2 separate regions of the Homo sapiens genome follow, and region 2 is linked to region 1. The links are chromatin loops, found by intact Hi-C in ENCODE. Cell type or tissue: heart right ventricle. All regions are shown on one strand.

Region 1 (8,000 bases):
GCTATTGTAAATGGAATTTTCTTAATTTCTGTTTCAGATAATTTGCTGTTAGTGTACAGAAACACTGCTAATTGTATAGTGTTCTCATAAATCACTGAAATCCCAGAAATTCTGCTAATTCAGGATCCCAAAGGCATGCCACAGATTGTTTCATGTCCCTGGAAGTGACTTGATGGTTTGGCATCAGACAGAGGAGGGTTTGATTTCCAATTCTACCATTTCTGTACCATTTCTCACCCTTTCAGCACCATTGCCTCTTGTTCCTTCATGTGTCAAGTAAGAAGATGACAGTAGCTTCTTCTTAGGGCTGCAGTGTAGATGAAGTGAGATAATATGTAAAGCCCCTTAGCCCTCTGCCTGGAAAATGACATATTCCATGAAGAGGAACTTGTTCCCTTTATCATTTAGAAGTTCTTTGTAAGTCATATTTCCCTGTTTTGACTCCAGAAATGTGGTCATAATTTCAATAAAAGTGGAAAGTACCTAAAGTCAGCCTGGGCTGGGCTCTGAGGTGTGCTCTTTTTTTAGCCAGGGTGGACTTCAGACTCCAGCAAATTTTATGAGATTAGCTTTATAGCCCAGAGTTCCTCCTAGTGTGGGGTGAGGAGAGAATGGGAAGGGCATGGTGAGGTAAAGGTCAGTATCAGGGAAACTGAAGTCAAAGAAAGCTGTTCAGAAGTGGCAGCATTCTAGTTAGATATCTTTATCCCTTTGCATCGGGGGGGTTTTTGGAAGGTTGTAGTAAACCCAACCATAATCAACACTATTTATTGAACACCAGCTGTCTAGGTACGGCAGATAAGAAAAAGACACACTCCCAGTCCACCAAGTGCTCACAATCTAGGGGCAAAGGAAAATAGCCCCAGTAGATATCTTTTTTTTTTTTTTTTCTTTTTGAGATGGAGTCTCACAGTGTTGTCCAGGCTGGAGTGCAGTGGCACCATCCCAGCTCACTGCAACCTCTGTCTCCCAGGTTCAAGCGATTCTCCTGCCTCAGCCTCAAGAGTAGCTTGGATTATAGGTGCCTGCCACCACACCTGGCTAATTTTTTTTTTAAATAGAGATGGGGTTTCACCATGTTGGCCAGGTTGATCTCAAACTCCTGACCTCAAGTGATCCACTCGCCTTGGCCTCCCAAAGTGCTAGGATTACAGGTGTGAGCCACTGTGCCCAGCCAGATATTTCATTCTCACAGTACCTGGGCTGCTTTGCTCATTGCATTGATTAAACACCACCTACATATGTGCCTGACACTTGGCAAGGTCCTGTGGGAGGACGAGATGAGTGAAAGAGCAAGGGCATGCTCTGGTCACAAGGAACTCACTGTTTACTTCAGGAGCAGACATAAAAGAAACACTTCTCAATAACTAGGAAAAAGGTATTTAGACAGCATTTCTTTACAGAATACAGAGTCAGGAGGAGAAGAACATGAGGGCTTTGCAGAGCTGACATCTGAAAGGGTCTTGAAGGAGAAGAAATGTGATTGCAGGCAGAGGAGGTGTTTGTGTGTCACCTAAGGGCATGAAATAGCAAGGTGGGCTCAGGGCTTGAGGCGTAGAGCATGCAATGGGGGTGGGGGGTGGGAGATGAGGCTGGGGCATTGCATGGACTTCAGTACACTGGGAACCTAGTGGGCTTCACTCAGAAATTCAGACACGACCCTCTGGGCAAGAGAAGCCACTGAAAATTTTAAGAAGTGGAATAAGATGATCTGATTTGCATTTTAGATCACACAGGTAGTTTACATGGTGGATGCATTGGGTATGGGCAAAACTGAAGACCCGGGACCACATAGGAGACTGTTACAACTCTCCTGGGGGGAAATAATGGTGCCCTGAACCAAGGTAGGAAAGAGTAAGGTGGACAAGTTTTGGGTGTCTTTAGAAGGTAGAGTTTGACACGATTAGATGGCACTGGTTAGAAAGAGGGGGAATGGCTTTAAGATTTCTAGCTTGGGTGGGTGAATAAATGGATGGTGTTGGTGCCTTTATGGAATGAGGTAGTGTAGATAGAGCAGATTTGAAGTAAGGGCAAAAAAATGAGGTTGGTTTTATATTTTGAGGTGCTCTAAGGATGTCTATGTAGAGATGAAGGGGAAATAGAAATATGGTCTGTGGCTCAGAAAAGAGGCAGGTACTCACTACATAGAGGCAGTGGAATTAGTCTTAGAGATGATGGCTGAATCACGGGGAGTCTGTGCAAAGGGGGTGAGATGGAGATAATGCAGCCAAAGAAGACTAGAGGGTGGTCAAGAGGTGGCAAGAGAACCAGAGAGCGGCATCAAGGAAATACCCAACAGGCTGGGCGCAGTGACTCACGCCTGTAATCCCAGCACTTTGGGAGGCTGAGGTGGACAGATCACTTGAGGTCAGGAGTTCAAGACCAGCCTGGCCAACATGGCAAAACCCCATCTCTACTAAAAATACAGAAATTAGCGGGGCGTGGTGGCGCGCCTATAATCCCAGCCACTTGGGAGGCTGAGGCAGGAGAATTGTTTGAACCAGGGAGGCAGAGGCTGCAGTGAGCCCCACTGTACTCCAGCCTGGGTGACAGAGTTAGACTCCATCAAAAAAAAAAAAAAAAAGAGAGAGAAAGAAAGAGAGAAAGAGGGAGGGAGAGAGAGAGACAGAGAGAGAGAGAGACAGAGAGAAAGAAAGAAAGAGAGAGAAAGAAAGAAAGAAAGAAAGAAAGAAAGAAAGAAAGAAAGAAAGAAAGAAAGAAAGAAGAGAGAGAGAAAGAAAAAGAGAGAGAGAAAGAAAGGGAGAAAAGAAAGAAGATATCCAAGGGAAGCAAAATGTTTCAGATGGGAGGGAGCACCGCAAAGGGAAATGACTAGAAGTTTAGTAAAAACACAGGCTGTGAAGCATGCACCAGAAGTGCAAATGGGTCCTCGGTGACCCCATTGAGAGAAGTTTTAGGGGAGTGCTGGGGGCTGACACTAGTTTTTAGTGGATTAAGAAATCCTGGGAGAGAGGAGTAGAGACTATTCTTTTAAGAAACGTGATAGTGACAGGGAAGAGAAGGAATAGTGAGCTGAGGAAATGCAGGATCATAAAAGTGGGTTTAGGACAGCAGCAGCTGGACATCTGTGTATGCTGAAATGAACCCACTGGAAAACAGGTGCTGATGAAGGAGGTGCCGGCTCTCAGAAGAGGCAGGAGGCCCAGGTGGGAGTCTGTCTTGGACAGAGGCCTGGAGTGGTATGAAGGAGGGGTGAGCCGAGGGGAGAGCTGAGGCCTGATGAAGTGGGGACCCTAGCCCTCTGCAGAAGGGAAGCTATTCGGCAAGGGGGTGCCAGGGAAGGCAGCGGCTTCCTCAGCACTTGCTGCGGGAAGAAACACTGAAGTCCCAGGCTTCCAGGTAATGCTGTTTTCATCAGCAGAGCCCCGCTGGCCTGAGCTGGAATTCTGACTGAGCAGGTGACATGGGCAAGGGCCGGGGGTGAGGCACAGAGTCTGCTGCGGAAGCATCTGCGGGGTGCAGTAGCCAGTAGAGGCGGCCCCGTGTATGCCTCGGGGCTGGGCGTCCCGCAGAGGGGGTTACTCACTGCTGACTCAGCCCCAGGTGCTCATTTGCATGTTACTCATTTCAAGCCAAAAACACTGGAGCAGGAGTACAGGAGCATCTCATCCCCTTTCCAAACAGAACCACCCCAGGTCTTCCCAGCGCTCCTGCTGCTGTGCCGAGTCTCTCTGACCCAGAAATATTTCTACTTTGGAAGAGTCTACTAAGCTGTGCTGTATAGCTATCTGTGAAATTGAGCTGAAAAATTCAAAGAAACACTCAGAAAATTCATTTTCTCTGTAAGGATATCAAGGTAAGTTTAACATGCCAAGAGCCTGGGCCTTCCCCCTTCCAAATATTATCTTATTTTCACCTGACTTCTCCCCCACCAGAATGTAACCTCCAAGAGGATAGTAACATTGTTTTGTACTCTGTGCCCAGAACAGTGCACGGCATGTAGCAGGTGCTCAATAAATGGATTAAATTCTGTAATCCCAGCACTTTGGGAGGCCGAGGTGGGCAGATCACTTGAGGCCAGGAGTTTGAGACCAGCCTGGCCAACGTGGTGCAACCTCGTCTTTATTAAAAATACAAAAAATTAGCCGGGCATGGTGGTGCCTGCCTGTGGTCCCAGCTACTCAGGAGGCTGAGGCAGGAGAATAGCTTGAACCTGGGAGGCGGAGGTTGCATGAGCAGAGATTGTGCCACTGCACTCCAGCCTGGGCAACAGAGCGAGACTCTGTCTCACATAAATAAACTAATTAATTAATGCATTAAATTATTGAAGGCCCTTGGGCACCCCAGGCCTTCAATAATTTAATGCATTTATTGAGCATCTACGATCTCATCTAACCCCTATAATCCTAGGCAGTTAACAGTTTAGGAAGGGGAGATTCTCAGAGGTGAAACACCACCCCTCCCATCCCCTCATCCTCATTTAATCAAATTGCCAGTAAGGGGAAAGCCCCCGAGTTTCGAGCTGGGCTTCCCACATGTCATGGAGTTCAGAAATGCCTCTATCAGTTTATCAGGTGCTCACTCCTGTGAAACTGATTCATGCTAACGGATTCACTCTGACAAGAATATCCCCGAGAAGAGAAAGCGAATGTAGTGATTTACATTCAAGCATATACAGCTGCCAAGGAGCTGAAACGTTCTGCCCTGTCGGACAGCTCAGTCTGTCCCCAGTAGAAAGAGTTCACTGAGGCTGCCAAGCAGTCGCCAGCTTGGCTTGGAGCCTGCACAGAGTCGATAGCCTCAGGGAGGCCATGAACAAGCTCTGTGAACCAGAAACCCAGAAGACCGAGTGCAGCTGGCCAGGCAGGATCCCCGCCTGCTCTAGGGACACAGCTGCCACTCTCCAGCTCACCCAGAGAGCCAGCCACCGGCCCCCTGCAACCCTCTACCTTCTCTTTTGAGAATGATTGCTTATTGACTGAATGGGTCACCTCCATTCCCTCTCATTCATGGTTTCCATGGACTTTCCTTTTTCTTTTCTTTTTTTTTTTTTTTTTTTGAGACAGAGTCTCACTCTGTTGCCCAGGCTGGAGTGTAGTGGCGTGATCTTGGCTCACTGCAACCTCTTCCTCCCGGGTTCAAGCGATTCCCCCGCCTCAGCCTCTGGAGTAGCTGGGAATACAGGTGCGCGCCACCATGCCCAGTAATTTTTTGTTGTTGTTGTATATTTATTAGAGATGGAGTTTCATCATGTTGGCCAGGCTGGTCTCGAACTCCTGACCTCAAGTGATCCACCCGCCTCGGCCTCCCAAAGTGTTGGGATTACAGGCGTGAGCCACTGTGCCCGGCCTCCATGGATTTTCTTAGTCAATTGTTTGTTGTTGACAAGGCATAGCAGGAAGTCACCTTGCAATTCTGACCATGTTTGGGGACAGCCACCTTTCTGAATCCAAGCATGTCTTTGGGTCTCTGCTTGCTTAAGCCACTGTGTGTGGGGATGTATAAACTTCTACCTGTGGCCTAAGTTTTGGGGTCTTACAGTTCACTGTTCCCGGGAGCTACAAGACCTGGGCATCAAAACACAGAATAAATATGATGAAGGAAGAGAATTCAAAACCACTTTGGGAGGAAACCCCTGGTAGAAGGCTAGGCTAGCACTGTTGCTTGTGACATTGACAGTCCAAGAATCAGAGAAGGATCCAGGCCTCCAAGAGCTTCTTTGGCAAATGGGGTCCCTTACTGCTAGTACAGACCAGAAAGTACATGACTTTATTTTATTTCTACTACTCAGTGGCTTATTTTAAAGCACAACGGGAAAAAAAAAAAAAAGGAAAAGAGAAAAAAAGAAATCCAATTCTCAATGCCTAAGCCAGAGCGGAGTAACCACCAACAAAACAGCTGTTAACATGGCTGACGCATGTTCCTGTTAACTGCTTTAGTCAAGTTAAAGGCCTGGCAAGGGAGAGATTCTGGCTGGCTTAGCAAGGAGAGAGATTTCTGAGGTAGCCACCACAGATGGTAGCAGATGTCACGCAGCCTCAGAGCAGAAGCCACCAGAGACTTCACTGTCTTGGAGCTGAGCAAAAAAGCTGAGAAACACTCAGCCACGTCAACAGCCAATTACACACCTCAAGAATCTCAGGAAGCCAGGGAGTGTGTAAAAGTTTCTATAATTAATTGCTTTCCATTCTCTTTATCCACAAATCTGTCAGCTCATGGCTCTTCAAAAATCAAGGATGCTAGCTTCAGGTATCTCTGCCCTCACCTTGTATGGCCAGCAGCATGAAGATGGAAATGCACAATTTGTAACCACATTATTGATTGCTATAGTCCTAGGATTAAAAGTGATCCCTGACTGACAAGAAGCCAGTTGTTCAATTCCTTCTATTATAGTGTAGGGTAGCGGTCACCCGTAAAGGCTAGAGTCACACAAGCTTGGGGATCCCCCAGTACCTGCTGCCTGATGCTGCTCACTATTTTCCCTCTCTGAACCTCAGTTTCTTCATCTACGAAGCAGAAATAATAGTGCCTGTCTTGTTGGGTGTTGGAATGATTATATTTGATAGTGCAAGTAAAGCACCTGGCACAGTACATTGTACACAGTAAATGTCAAAGAATGCCAGGTATCATCCCAAATCTATGAATGCCCAGAAAGGTGCTGTTTGGTATTGCCATGTTCCTTACATGACCCACAAATTTCTACATCTCATAATCATACCTATTTAGAAAATAACTCTGTATGTGGGGCTGCAGATATTCATAGATTTAATTGCAAATTTTAAAAGGCTATTATTGTTATTAAGACTTTAAGTTACTTTGTCAAATGGTGACTATGGACCTCCTCAAATGTACAAGATAACTTCTTTTTTTTTTAATTCTTTTTTTTTTTTTTTTTTTTTTGAGATGGCAGGGGGGTTCTCACTATGTTGCCTAGGCTGGTCTTGAACTCCTGGGCTCAAGCAATCCTCCCACCTTGGCCTCCCAAAGTGCTGGGATTACAGGCATGAGCCACAGCACCCGGCCCAAAATAATTTCTTACATTAGAAATCCGGTGGGGCATGGCTGCTCATGCCTGTAATCCCAAAACTTTGGGAGGCCAAGGTGGGAGAATCACTTGAGCCCAGGAGTTCAAGACCAGCCTGCACAACAAAGTGAGATCCTGTCTATACAAAAAATAAAATAATTAGCTGGGTATGGTAGCACTCGCCTGTAGTCCCAGCTATTTGGGAGGCTGAGGCGGGAGGATCACTTGAGCCTGGGAGATGAAGGCTGCAATGAGCTATAATGGCACCACTGCACTCCAACCTGGGTAACAAAATGAGACCCTGTCTCAAAAAAGAAAAAATCCATACATTACTCAAAACTGGTAAATACTGCTTTATTCTATAGCACTATGCTTAATGAAGCTTGAAACCAACTAACATAACTTTTCCCCATTTCTTTTTTTTTTTTTTTTTTTTTTTCAGGGAAACACAGAATTGGTAAGGTGTTTTCCCTAATGCAACATTTAGGAATATGCTGGGCTGGACACATATTTCATTCAATCACTTCCATTGTCTGTATTCATCCTCAGACATCAAATGACAAAAGTGTGCAAAATAACAGTTGTTCCCCATAAGATTTCCAAATATTCAGCTATGCTCCATTTTCCAGGGCACAGAATGGGCTACTGTAGTTAAGAATTTTTCTATCATCTGAGAGTTCTAGTTAGTCTGTCTGTACAGGGTGAGTGACCAAAGTAGAAAACTGGTCAGGACATGAAGTGAAGAGGGCTAAAAAGGCAAGATGAGAAAAACAGAGTCGTGAATTCTTCACCAGCCAAGACCTCACGAAAGGCTCGTGTGTCTGGGCTTCCATCCCACCCGCTGATAGAGGCAGTCCCCTCTCAGCCGCGGCGCTGCTTCTGTGGTTTCAGTTACCCGCAGCCCACCAAGATCCAAATATAGCAAATGAAAAATTCCAGAAATAGGCCGGGCGCAGTGGCTCATGCCTGTAATCCCAGCACTTTGGGAGGCCAAGTCGGGTGGATCACCTGAGGT
Region 2 (8,000 bases), 190 kb after region 1:
TTCCTCCAATCACCTGACCTAAAGTGGCTCTCACGTCTTCCCTGACCTTCGTATCATCCTATGTGATTTTCTTCATAGCACTGAAATGGTCTTGCTCAATGACAAGCATCCATGTTGATTGTCAAGTTCCCCCAGCAGAATGTACCCTCAACCTGAGCAGAAACCTCACTCTGTATCCTCAGCATCTAGAACAGTGCTCGGTCCGTACTGAATGCACAGACTGACAATTTCCTAACCTCTAACCAGACACACACTCAGAGATGATCATGGAAAGCAAAGGATGAACTAACTGCTCCGGGGCCTTGGGAAGTCTGCAGCTCCTGAAACCACACTTCAGAGAGCAGTAGAGAGTCCAGTGTCCCTAGGCAGCTGCCACTTCTCCTTCCCTGACTCATCAACTCCCACTCCACTGAAGTGGAGGGTCCAGGGGAGGGAGGGCCCAGCATCTAGGGCTGGCCATCTCCAAAGGGATGAGAGGGGTTACTGTCACATGGGGCTCTTCACACTTATTTCTGGTATTTTGCTCTTATCAGTATTTCAAATATTTTAATTTTTTCTTATGAAGATTTTCAAACAAACAAGGTAAAGGGAATGGTACAATGAACTAATGTATCCATCACCCTTCTTATTTCATCTCTTCTCTTACACTGTGTATGTGTACTGGAGCATTTTAAAGCAAAAATCAGACACATTAACAAAATGTTTAACTGTTCCTGTGTGCTGAGACTGCCTTCAGAGCCCTGGAATTGCACAGTACACATGCTAAGAGCACCAAGGGGTCAAGGTTTCTTGCTGATGCTCAATCTAATGGCAGCTTGCTGCTTTCTTCTCGTTGACATGCACAAAAAGGTAGATTTCCAACTAACTGCTTAAGAAAACATTCGGAGCAAACAAAGCCTTTGATCCCTGTGGAAAGCTTAGAAGATGCCAGGCAATTCTGCAAAAGCACTAGACGCTAAGCAGTAATAAACCAGGTCAAACGGACATGTCTGCCTGACACCCAGTTGTTTTGGTTGTCTCTTCTCCAGTTACTTAATTTCCCTGCTTACTGCCTTCTAGATCCCGGAAGGTGCCATGTTCACCAACTGGTACTGCCTTTTCCTTCTTCTCACGTGAACAAAATGAAAGTATTAATTAGAGGTGTCTCTGAGAACAAGTGAGGGAGCAAGTGTTTTTATGTAGCCATGGAGGGATGGGTCTTGGGAGAGTCAGAGCGGCTGGGCTCTCTGAAAGATGACCCAGTCAGTAATGGACACGCAGACACAACTGATCCCTGCTGGCTCAAGCATGGTGCCTGGAACAGGGCAAGCCTGAAATGAACTAAGGAATTAATGAATCAAATGAGTGAATCGGAATTGAAGAGGCTGGGGGATCAGCAGAACTCTGGATCCTGATCTCCCAGGCAACGCACTGTAAACAATGAGCAACTAAAACAAAACTTACAAAATAAGACATTAAAATACATTTTAAAATCTATCACCTTAACAGAAGAGTTACTTTCCTTCTTCCGTGTAAGTCTCTGTCATTTGAGGATTAGTTTTTATGCAGCTGCAATCTTGATACACGGGCAGTTTTATAAACACTCTTCCTCACTTAACACAGCAAACACGACCTGTGTTGTTAGTCTTCCTCAGAATTATTTTAAATGGCTGCATGTTTGCAGGTGTGCCAACACAGCCTAGCTTAAGTTACTTGTCTGCACTATTCCTTTCCTTTCCTTTTTTTTTTTTTTTTTTAAGACAGTCTTGCTCTGTCGCCCAGGCTGGAGTGCAGTGGTACGATCTTGGCTCACCACAACCTCTACCTCCCAGGTTCAAGCGATTCTCCTGCCTCAGCCTCCCTAGTAGCTGGGATTACAGGTACCTGCCACCAAGCCTGGCTAATTTTTGTATTTTTAGTAGAGACGGAGTTTCACCATGTTGACCAGGCTGGTCTCGAACTCCTGACCTCATGTGATCCATCCACCTCAGCCTCCCAAAGTGCTGGGATTACAGGCATGAGCCACCGCACCCGGCCTTCCTTTCCTTTTTCTTTGCACATTCATCTCCTTTTTTTTAGGGGTTAAAAGAAACTTTCCCCTGGCCTCATCTCCCACTCCCTCTTGCTGCGAGGCACCCGAACCATGAGCGCTCCCTCCCTCGAGGCATCAGCACATGCTGTTCCTTCTACATGCAACACTCTCTCAAAGTCCATTCGTTTGCCTAACCTATTCCTACCCACATTTCAGGGATCGGATTGTCACCCCAGGAAGCCTGCCCTGACCTTCGTAGATGCTTTAACATCCTGTACTTCAAGGGTGATGGTGCTCATCGTGGTCTGTAATTGCTTGTCTTAGGATCTGTTTGTCCCACCAGATTGTGAGCAGGACCTATTTTTTTGGAGCCTTATTAGCTAGGTGATCATGGTGAGCCTCAGTTTCCTCACCTGTAAAAGAGGATAGTCATGCACTCTTTCCCACCCACCAAAAAGGATGCTAAGGAGATCACACCAGGCAGTACTGTGAAGATTTTCTGTGCAGCATAAAGAAAATGATTTCAAATTCTATATCTGCCACCTAATCCTAAGGAACGAAAGGCAGTCACATCATCTTAACCCTTTGAGGCTCACAGTCAAATGATAGCTAACATTTATGAATATTTATGGACACTGTACTAGACAGTTTATATGCACTTCTCATTTTATCCTCATTACAAATGAATGGGACAGAATCTAGTATTATCCTCACTTTCCAGAGGCTCAGAAGACTAAATAGATTTCCCAAGTCTACACTGTTTCAGAATATGCTGCTGAGCACCCAGTGCAAGCCTCTTCCCATAAAAAAAATGCCCATACATACATCCACACAAAATAGTGCATACAATTTCCAAGTTCATGAGGCCCCTGAAGCCAAACTTCTTTTGATCCCTATTCTAGGCCTTGCATGCAGTAAAGTGAATTCTCCAGAGAAGCTCAAAGATTTATACACCCCACAGGGCTGGGAGGTTATGGGAATAAACTGTGTCAGCAAAAATTCTGGAGAAAACCTTGTAGCCTAGGAATGAGTTGTAAATCTTGAGGTCTCACTAGACACAGTTTCCTTGGCAACTTAAGTCACTGGGCTGACTGAAGACTCTTGGCCCAAGTAAGAGCCACATGGCATGAATCCTGTATTCTGATAAGCCAGGTGCTGGGAGAAGCTGGTAGTACTGCCAAACTACAGCCACCACCACCGACAGCCAGATACTTACTGGTATAGGCAGTTGCTGAAGATACTCACTGCTTGATGTACTTCATATACCGGAGAAACAACAGCTAAATGGAACATACGAGGCCTAAAGGAGCCAACGTGGGAGCAGGAATTGGAATTGATCAAACCATCTGGCCTGAGACTGTGCTAATCTCAGAATGGCTTTGGATGCAGTGAGGCATCACTGTGGGTGTGAAAGGTGTGTCTCACACTGAGCAGAGTGAGAGCCAACACTTGGGTCAGAGGGAATGGCGCAACACCACCCTCTGCAGAGGATTCCGTGGGATTGTGCCATGAGCCAAATAAGCAATGAAAACGTGAAAAGCAAACCGGTGAGCCAGGCTGCATTTTTCATTGTGGCACTGTGTGGGCAAAGCCTTGGAGACCACCTGGGAATGGGATAAGATGAGCCAAAATGGTTTCCATGGCGAATGCTCCCAAAATCAAGAAACAAAGGCTTGGGGAGAGTGTGGTGTCCAGAAAAGCTGCCTGCTGAGCAGTGCAAGCTGTGACGGTCCTCACACGGAAGATGATGGAAGCCAGCAACTCTCCAGATCCCTTAGAAGAGGAGAAACGGGATGCAGCTGAAGAGACTGGTTGGGGTGAGGGTAAGGGAGAGCAGAGAGAACTCCCCACCCCTGAGAACTGTCAAGCTTGGAACTAAGCTACCAAGGGGACACACACAGGAATGGTGCCACAGCAGCCCCTAAATGTCGGGGAGGCAGGCATTTTGGTGGAAACAAAGTTTATTTTGCTTTTTAAACAAAAGAGGTGATAAGGGTCCTCTCTCAAACATATTTTTTTGATGGTCCACAAGTTAAACTACCGCCAGTGCAAAACAGGAGAAAATTATGGGTCCACAATCCTTTATCTGCAATTCTGAAATCCAAAACGTTCTGAAAACAGAAATTTTTTTCCTAAGTGTGTGCAAATCATTTGGAAGCAAAATCTGACCTGAAATGACATGAAGTTATCATAATCTTTACTTATCCCCATCTAATATGAATATGTCTTACTGAAGACACATTAACATGTCTCATTGCAAAGTGCTAACCCCAAGTCCCACTGGAGGCGTTAGATAAGGTGTAATAAGCAAAGAATTTCCTCCAAAACTTGGGGTAGGCAAAATTGTGGACACACATCTCCTTTTCTACAGGTCAGTAAAAACAAAAGAAATGTTTGACCACCTGGAACAGAATGAATGTAATAAAAAAAGGAACCTACCAGATCTCTTTAGCCTCCAGGTCGGAGGATGGCTTTGGGGCAATCGATGATATAGGTGTCCTCATGGGGTCCATGAACCAGACTACCCTTCTGTTTCTAATTCTAAATTATAATTTACATATTGTGTTTAGTTCTATTAGACTCTAGCTTTGCACCCATATAAATCCAAAGCAACTCCAGATTTTTCATTCATGCAGTGAAATCTGGGAGACTCTCTACTGGGATGAAAATGAAAATATTTAATAGGTAATACTGTCATTGGCTCTCCTGCTCCCCCTCCAGGAGAATATGAACTGGTAAACTTGATCTCTTTCATTTCTAGAGATCTATGATTTTAGAGGGGGAGAATAAAACAAAGTTAAATGAAGATGATGTGTTTTCTTGGAGATCTGAATAGTGTTTTCTTGATGAACAAGAGAAAGGACTCCAGATTTCCCATCAAATGATCCACTTTTCCTGTTCCATAATAGAAGGCCCATTTGGCAGGTTAAAGGATAAGAAAGGAAGATTTAAAAGGGAGTACACAATGGAATACTACTCAGCCATAAAAAAGAATGAATTAATGGCATTTCCAGCAACCTGGATGGGACTGGAAACTATGATTCTAAGTGAAATAATTCAGGAATGGAAAACCAAATATTGGATGTTCTCACTCATAAGTGGGAGCTAAGCTATGAGGATGCAAAGGCATAATAAAGACAAAATGGACTTTGTGGACTCAGGAGGAAAGGGTGGGAAGGGGGTGAGGGATAAAAGACTACAAATGGGGTGCAGTATATACTGCTTGGGTGATGGGTGCACCAGCATCTCATTAATCACCACTAAAAAACCACCTGTTCCCCAATAACCTATGGAAATACAAAATTTTAAAAATAAAATAAAAGGGAGTACAGATGGCTTTTAGCCAAAAAGACCTGGATTCAAAGCCAGACACTACCACTTAATAGCTGTGTAACCTTGGAAAGTTTACTTCACTGTGGCTGAATATCATCTGCAACCTAGAGAAAAACAATATTTTCTTCATAGGGTTTTTACGAGGATTAAATGGCATGTAAAACATACCTAATACATGGTAGGCACTCAATATATGGTAGCTATTATTATGGCTGTTGCTAGATTCGGGAGTTGAACAGTGCCTGGCTTCACTTCTTATTTCACCAGATTGCCTGGCTCAGCAAATGCAGGGGATATTGACTTCATGAGCACAGAAACAGTGGATAATAAACACACATAGCAACAAATCACATCGGTAAACCAATCTACCTCAGCTAATAACTGCTTTCCAGGCTCCTGCATTTGCTTTGTTAGAGGAACTAAATAGTTCCTAATGGCTATGGAACGAAATCATTTAGAAGAGGGTGAATTTCATCAGCTTTAGAGTTTCTGTTGAGGGCAGTGTAGGAGACTGTGCAAAGCCACCTCTTTTTAAAGAAAGCTAAGCAAAAATAATCCATAAATCATGTGAGTACCTATTACAGGTGCTTATGTAACTTACCATGTTTTCTAAGGAGAGGCTTATTTCCCATTCATTGAGGTGACATTTACTGAGCATGTCCAATGTACCAGCTACCATATTAAGTGCTAGAACACAAAAATAAAAAGACATAGGCCGAGCACAGTGGCTCACACCTGTAATCCCACTTTGGGAGGCCAAGGTGGAAGGATGGCTTGCGCCCAGGAATTTGAGACCAGCCTGGGCAACAGAGCAAGATCCCATCTCTACAAAAAAATTATTTTTAATTTAGCTTAATTTTTAAATGCATAGTGGTGCATACCTGTAGTCCTGGCTGCACAGGAGGCTGAGACAGGAGGATCACTGGAGCCCCAAAGTTGGAGGCTGCAGTGAACCGTGACTGCACCATTGCACTCCAGCCTGGGTTACAGTGAGACCCTGTCTCTTAAGAAATAAAATAAAAATAGAAAATCAAAAAGACATGAGCCCTTCTCTCCAGGAACCCAGGCCTGTGGGCGAGTATGTATGTGTTTTTTATGGTCCATGCTGGAAGTGGTAATGAGAGAGGGGTGCACAGGATGATACAGGGTGACTATCCAAAATAGACACTTCCCTAATGTAAGATAGTTCCACGACGCTGGAATTATATACAGTGAACACGTGTTACTTTTAAAACTAGGAACAAAAAAATGTAAAAGGAGAAACAAAGAACTCAAAGTCCAGTGGTGGAAACAGATTATATAACAAATATTCAAATAGTGGGATGAGTACCAAAATTCAAGGACATCAGAGTGTTTTGGGGGGAGTATTCTTCCTTTAGAAGAAAGGAAGGGCATTCCATACTGCCTGGGGGTAAAGATGACAAGGCAGGTTTCCTTAAGAAGGTGACACTCAAGCTGAGACCTTGAGACTGAATGATTTGCCGGTAGGAGTGTGTAAGTACAGTTTCTCTAGAGGGCAATCCAGCAATATTTATTAGTATTTAAAATGTGCATACTCCTTGAACCAGATGTTCCTCTTCTGGTATTTCAGCTGACAGGAATGCCAGAAAACATATCAAAAGATCTCTGTAAAAAAGATGTTTATCACGTCAATGTAATAATAAAACACTGGAAATAACTTAAATGTGCATCAATAGGACATTGTTTAAATAAGCTATGGTGTAGCCATATGCTAGAACAATAGAGTCATGAAAAAAATAAAATTTATATATAGCATATTAAGTTTTAAAAGGTAAGTTACAGAATAATGTATCCTTGTTTTTGTAGAAATAATTTTACATATTTTTTACACATAAAAACGTTTGCATATAAACAGAAAAAGCCTGAGAAGATAAACAACAAACCATTAACACTTAAGGCATATCAGACCTGGTGGGGTAGGGGTGGGGAGAAGCAATTTCATTTTCTTATTTACTCTGTATTCACATTTTTTACAATGAGGATATCTTCCTTTTATATTTAAAAAATAATATTTTTTGGCTGGGCGCGGTGGCTCATGCCTGTAATCCCAGCACTTTGGGAGACCGAGGTGGGTGGATCACAAGGTCAGGAGTTCGAGACCAGCCTGGCCAACATGGTGAAACCCCGTCTCTACTAAAAATACAAAAAAATTAGCCGGGCGTGGTGGCGGGCGCCTGTAATCCCAGGTACTTGGGAGACTGAGGCAGGAGAATCATTTGAACGCAGGAGGCGGAGGTTGCAGTGAGCTGAGATCACGCCACTGCACTCCAGCCTGGGCGACAGGGCAAGACTCCATCTCAAATAATAATAATAATAACCTTTTTTTAAAAAAAAAAGTATACTAATTGGAAAGTTATGGGTACAAAACGACTGAGGTTTTAGAGAAGGCATCTGCTCAAAACAGCTTAGCACCGCTGGAATACAAGAGCCACATGAGTTCAGGAGACAGGACTGAAGGAAGACTTTGAAGAAGAAACAAATGTGGGGTGTTTCAACTAGGAGAGAAGGTGTTTCAACTTGAAGTGAAGGGAGTAAGAGCTGTGGGGCAGTGTGAGCAAACAGTAAAAGTACAAGAACTGAAGGATGGTGTTCAAAGATACGGGACACTGCAGAGAAAGGGGCTTCAGGAATTCTC

The links. A loop is a pair of places that touch in the nucleus more often than their neighbours do. Peaks named below come from ENCODE experiments on the same cell type or tissue, not always from the same donor. Only the 100,000 strongest peaks of a DNase experiment are listed, where the experiment ranks them.
Region 2: a loop joins it to region 1, with 2.5 times the contacts of the local background. A loop is called at or near these places in 7 of 110 quality-filtered maps.

What each region holds. Positions count from the first base shown.
Region 1 is chr12:94,557,524-94,565,523 of GRCh38, forward strand. MIR5700 (microRNA 5700) reads left to right here and starts at 4,266; the gene lies at 4,266-4,336. RefSeq lists enhancers at 3,268-3,894, 3,694-3,803, 5,844-5,913. In heart right ventricle, no CTCF peak of the experiment used is centred here; a DNase peak (open chromatin) is centred at 4,731.
Region 2 is chr12:94,750,126-94,758,125 of GRCh38, forward strand. No RefSeq gene overlaps it. Among named protein-coding and RNA genes, the nearest start is that of MIR492, 80 kb to the right of the region's middle. In heart right ventricle, a CTCF peak has its summit at 4,724; a DNase peak (open chromatin) is centred at 3,482; H3K27me3 peaks cover 288 bases.